Regions from separate parts of the Homo sapiens genome. Here region 1 is linked to region 2. Evidence: chromatin contacts called from ENCODE Hi-C data. All regions are on one chromosome and are shown on one strand. Each heading gives the region's core, a stretch centred on a gene start or an enhancer-like site at or near the end of the contact. The rest is flanking DNA. Distances are from core to core; before and after follow the strand shown. Region 1 has its middle 28 kb from the start of HSD17B3-AS1. Region 2 overlaps PTCH1 (patched 1).

Region 1 (2,799 bases), core at 296-2,795, 760 kb before region 2:
TGGAGTTCAAGGAAAATCCAGAAGCAGCTCTTTCCTTGAAGGAAGACGTTCACAGCATCGCACCCACGAAGAGGGTGCGGCTTCCCCCTCTCACCCTTCTGGGTCTCGGCCGATCGCCTGGCAGTTGGGCTCGTGGCCCATCCTGCAGGAGGGCGCAGGCATGCATAGCGCCTGCGGAGGAGCGCTGCTCCTACGCCCCAGGCACGGCCCCCGCAGGCCGGGCAGTGACCCCGGTGGCCCGGCCCTTAGGGCGTGCGAGTTGACCGTGCCCCTTCTCCAGGACGCGCGGCCGGCGGCTGGGTTTTCGAACGCGCGGCTGTGAACGGCTCCTTGGCGAGGAGGCACAGCCTCCGCAGGCCGGAAGCCACGCGCCCACCAAAGGCACGAGGAGCAGGGCGGAGAGTACTGCGGGTCAGACGAGCGAGGCCCTCGGGGAGGCGCCCAGAGGAGCGGGGCAGCGCGGCCGCAGCGCGGGTCGGGTCCGCGGACGCTGTTCAGGCCCCACTGTGGGGCTGCTGCCCCTGGGCTGCCCTCCGGCTCGGTGGAGCGCGGGAGTGGGGGTGGGGGCGCCTCTGCTGCTTCCACCCCAGAAACCCGGGTCAGCGTTGGGAGCTGCACTGGGCGGCAGCGGAGAACATTAGAAGGGACAGTGTTTGGGTTAAAATCTAACCCTCGGTCGGGCGTGGTGGCTGAAGCCTATCCAACCACTTTGGGAGGCCGAAGCGGGAGGATCACGAGGTCAAGAAATCGAGACCAGCCCGGCCAACATGGTGAAACCTCATCTCTATTAAAAATACAAAAATTAGCCAGGCGTGGTGGTGAGCGCCTGTAGTCCCAGCTACTCGGGAGGCTGAGGCAGGAGACCCGCTTGAACCCAGGAGGTGGAGGTTGCAGTGAGCCAAGATCGAGCCACTGCACTCCAGCCTGGCGACAGAGCGAGACTCTGTCAAAAAAAAAAAAAAAAATCTATCCCTCATGATCTTGCTTTCTGTGCGTGTGTCTTTGCGTCAGGGGCAGGGAAAGCCTGTAGAGCACACATTGCCTAGTGAGGTCTTTACAACACAGGCTTTAATTATTTTCCTCCTTTCGCAGCTGAGAACAGAGAATTTAAGCAACTTGCCCAGAGTTCCAGAGCCAGACCTTAAAGGTAGGGCTTGTGACTCCGCATTAGGAACGTTCTCCTCCCCTGGATGGACCCGATGCCCCCGCACTAATAATCTTGAGCCGGAATTCAGCAACGCAGTGGTGACATTCAACCTTCCGCCTCACGGAGGCGGTGCCGGCGGGGCAGGGGATGGCCGCCAGGGGGCAGTGTGGCTCCGTGCCTCCGCGCCCGCTCCCGGACCCGCGCCCTGCCCCCACCGGCGCTGAGCCCGCCGGCGCTGAGCCCTCCAGCCCTGCTCCGCGTTCTTAGCAGCGTCGCCAGGCGTGGAAGAGGTTGGACTCAGGGCTACGTCTTCCAGTAGTTAAAAAACGGGGGGCCGAGGCCCCCACAGTTAAAGTGGGCGAGAGAGCAGCTTCCAGCATCTATGGCGATGATGGCCTTTTTTTGCCCAGATGCAACCAGGTCTGCCAGTCGGCCAGCTCGCACGGAGGGGCCCACCTCCAGCCCTGGCCTCAAGAGGGACCAGGCACAAACCTTACCTTGACAATGTTTCCAGCAACACTTCGCTGGGACAACTAGTCAGTGTGGTCAACCAGGCTAGGACAACTAGTCAGTGTGGTCACCCTTGTGGCCGTTCTTACGGGGAATTTGGTTATTATGGGGAACTTGGTGAGACTTGGGTGTAAGCCAGTAGTTGCATTAGTTGTTTTTGTAGCTTATCTTGTTTTAGTAGCAGTGATAGTGAGATTTTGCTTGTTTTTTTTTTTTTTTTTTTTTTTTCTTCTGGACTGATCCAAACGGAATGCTGAAGTTCTGTCTCCATCCGGAAGACCTGGGCTGTGGCCTCCCGGCGTCTCTGGGCAGGGGCATCTGCAGGTCCCCACTCTGGTGGGCACCCTGCTGCGAGTCTGCTCATACCCAGGGTGGATGCACCAGCTGCAGCTTTCAGCTGAAAAGAAACACGCTCTGCTCTGGCTTATGTCTGGCTGAGCTCTGGAAGGGCGGGCCCCTCTCAGCGAGCTGGGGGGCCCGCGTAGACGAAGATGACCCGCAGGCCTTATCAGCACTTATCTTTCAGTAAAGCCTGAGAGGCCAGCTTTGTGTCTGGGACCCTGGGAGCTCAGGAGGGCAGCTCGGCTTTTGTTCCTTGTTCTTCTCCAGCTGTTGGGAACTTTGCTGACAGCAAGAATCTACTCCATGGATTCACAGCACAGGCTATGACCAGAGACATATTTTTGTCCTAAAACATTTTTTTTTCTGATTATAAAGTTAATGGCCATTTTTCTTTTCTAACTTTTTATTTTGAAATAATTTGAAGCTTCTAAAAGCAGTTTAAAAATTATGCAAAGAGTTCACATGCACCCTTCACCCACATTGATGCCCTATAAATGCCTTGGTTTATATTTCCCCTCAAAATAACCACAGGCTTGTGACTGAATCAGGAAATTAACATTGATATAGTTGTGTTATCCTCCACAGACCCTCATCATATTTCCCCGAGGCCCATGAATGGGCCTTTGCTGAATCACACCTTGGGTTAGTTATTGCGTCTCTTTAGTCTCCTCTAATCTGGAACACTTTCTCAGATTTTCTTCATTTTTTCATGACTTGGACAATTTTTGAGCATATGGACCAGTTATCTTGTAGGAAGTCCCTGAACTTGGGCTTGTCTGACGTTCCCTCAGGATCAGACT
Region 2 (2,700 bases), core at 201-2,700:
TTGGGCCAGACCCCCAGATACCATTTCCTCCTCCCGGGAGGGAGAAAGGCGTGCTGCATGCACAGAGGCCACGGGCTGCGCTGTTTGATTCCAGGGATGTGTTGAGGACATGCAGTTGTTACATATCCTGTGGATTAATTGAATCCAGATCCCCGAAATCCAGTTCTCTCACTCTCTCCCTGCTCCTTCTTCCTTCACTCCTTCTCTAGGAGCCGCTGTCACTGGTGTTTTTCATTTTGTTTAAAAAAGACCCAAAGCGAGGAATGAGGCCTGAATCTAAAATAAACAGGAAACGGAATTTTTCTATGTATATAAAACGTACAAACACATACTGAGTCCCACAGAGTTCCCCACCTCAGCAAAGCCCACAAGCCCTCCTGCCGAGGGAGCACATTTGGCCACGCAGAGGACGCGGCGTGCGGAGTACTACGACCTCCGGGAATAAGATCACCTGGCGAGGCTTGAGGGTGTGCACTCGTCCCTTGCACTTTCTGGCGCTGGGCATTTTTTGAATCCACAGGTCATAGGAGGCTAGTGTTAGCAAAATTTATACAGATGTTGTTTTATTTTTATAGCTCTCCTCCATTTACTGGGTGGCATTTCCTTCAGTGTTAACAACAGAGGTTAACTGCACACAGACGTGCATGGGGATTCTTGCCAGGTTTCTCCCCCTTCCCCTCCTATAAATATGTTTCTCCAGATTGTTCATTCTCTGCCTTGGCTGCAGACGGTCTTTTAGCATTCAGATTTAATTGGTTCAGCCAATTCCTGGGCCATCTGCAGAACTGTGTTTGTTATAAACACGCCAGTGATTGCATCCTCCGATAAGTGCACATTGAAAGAAATCAAAGGTGTTCTGATGGGATTTTCGACACTTTCAACAGTAGGCATTCTATTCTTTGTTGTAATGCTGTGCGAAGCTCAGCTTCTGTGCTCTCAAGGCAGAAGTGTGTTTACCCCCAACCCCATTCTCAAAGGCCTCTGTTCTTCCCGTTTTTGTAGTTGACTAAACAGCGTCTGGTGGATGCAGATGGCATCATTAATCCCAGCGCTTTCTACATCTACCTGACGGCTTGGGTCAGCAACGACCCCGTCGCGTATGCTGCCTCCCAGGCCAACATCCGGCCACACCGACCAGAATGGGTCCACGACAAAGCCGACTACATGCCTGAAACAAGGCTGAGAAGTAAGTAGCGTTTTATCGGGAGGTCTGGGAACTTACAGAGGTGCCTTCCCTGGTTCTCCAAACTCAGCAACAGCCTTCATCCGTTGACGCTACCCAGGGTTCAGAAGTGTAAACAGAACAATCTATTTCTTCTCGTTTAAAACTCTGGGAGACGAGGATGTGTAATGGGATACAACCCCCGCACTCTATCACATTGGGAAATCAGTGTCTCGTCTCCATTCGTAGCTTTAATGCTAAGACGTTCATTAGGCGTTGCTCTCACGTGCCAGCTGTTCCCTGTGAACACCGGGGACGCCTCCAGGTTAAGTGTTATTTTACTATTGCAGAGTTTTATCGCTGGGGATTATATGTTTATCTTAACTTTGTCAACTCTGGTGTTGAAGGGATTTTTGGCACATTGGGTCATTCCTATAAGCCACCAAGCACCTGCACTGTGTCAAAGCTGTTTAAACCGGAGCAGAAAAGTCTGTATACAACAGCGTCCTCTTCCTTTCACCTCTCAGCCCAGAGTTTGAAAGGTGGTTCTGTGTGGATTTCATTTGCATTTCTGGTGGAGATATTAGTAGCGTATGCTTTGGATACCGGGCCAAGGGAGGATGTGAGAAAGAAGACGGGTCCCCTTGCAAACATGGCTGGAGACTCAGCGAGTAGTGCTTCCCCGGATCCAGTGCTGCCCAGAGCCCTGTGGCAGGCAGCCAAGGCTTGTCTTAATGAAAATTTATAGTTGAGATTATAATAGGGCAAATCATGTTTAGCAAGTCAACTGAATGACCCCAGAGGGTCTGGAACACACAACGGCAGTAACTAAATGCTTGTTGTGTAAGGATTTCTTCCCCTGTTGCTGAAGACTTAGCATTGCATTAGAAAAGAAGCATACAAGGTTGAAGTTTGTTCAGGCACTAAAAGGATAAGTTAAGCATTTTTCTCAGGAAAGCATGACTCTTGAGTTCTTTTGCTCTTGCAAGTGATTGAATAAAACTGTGTGAACTTGGTATTTTCATATGTGTCAAGGGAACAAAAAAATGTTCCCAAAATGTAAGCCTGGAGTTTTTAGACCCCTCACAAAGAATGACTGCTGGAAGATTAAAATCAAATCTTAAAAAATACACACATCACAGAGTTAAACATTTTTAAACCAAATGGGAAGATCGTAAAGGCCTGGAGGCTATGATCAGCATTGTTTGTTCTTTGTATCATGTAGAAGAGCAGTCAGTAAGCTTTCATGCAAAGTTCTTCTCTCTTTCCATTGAAACTGTGATGCTCTTCTACCCTGGGCTGCTCCTAACCTGTGCCCTTCTCTGTCCAGTCCCGGCAGCAGAGCCCATCGAGTATGCCCAGTTCCCTTTCTACCTCAACGGCTTGCGGGACACCTCAGACTTTGTGGAGGCAATTGAAAAAGTAAGGACCATCTGCAGCAACTATACGAGCCTGGGGCTGTCCAGTTACCCCAACGGCTACCCCTTCCTCTTCTGGGAGCAGTACATCGGCCTCCGCCACTGGCTGCTGCTGTTCAT

The links. Hi-C counts contacts between places; a loop is a spot of excess contacts on that map. Pooled maps may share reads with other maps.
Region 1: a map of head of caudate nucleus shows a loop between it and region 2 (14-fold over the local background). The contact joins two enhancer-like sites. A Hi-C loop is called at or near these places in 1 of 168 maps with a recorded cell type or tissue (head of caudate nucleus), 7 of 37 single-sample maps with no recorded cell type and 13 of 50 pooled maps.

The regions. Positions count from the first base shown.
Region 1 is chr9:96,216,842-96,219,640 of GRCh38, reverse strand. No RefSeq gene overlaps it. Among named protein-coding and RNA genes, the nearest start is that of HSD17B3-AS1, 28 kb to the left of the region's middle. RefSeq lists a silencer at 1,193-1,402 and an enhancer at 1,413-1,632. Within about 2 kb of position 1,545, at least 19 of the 41 ENCODE cell types and tissues checked have a DNase peak (open chromatin) inside an H3K27ac peak, as active enhancers do.
Region 2 is chr9:95,458,086-95,460,785 of GRCh38, reverse strand. It overlaps PTCH1 (patched 1), which reads left to right. Exons shown (of 24, transcript NM_000264.5): 17 at 1,003-1,186; 18 at 2,493-2,700. Among named protein-coding and RNA genes, the nearest start is that of PTCH1, 50 kb to the left of the region's middle. Within about 2 kb of position 1,450, at least 4 of the 41 ENCODE cell types and tissues checked have a DNase peak (open chromatin) inside an H3K27ac peak, as active enhancers do.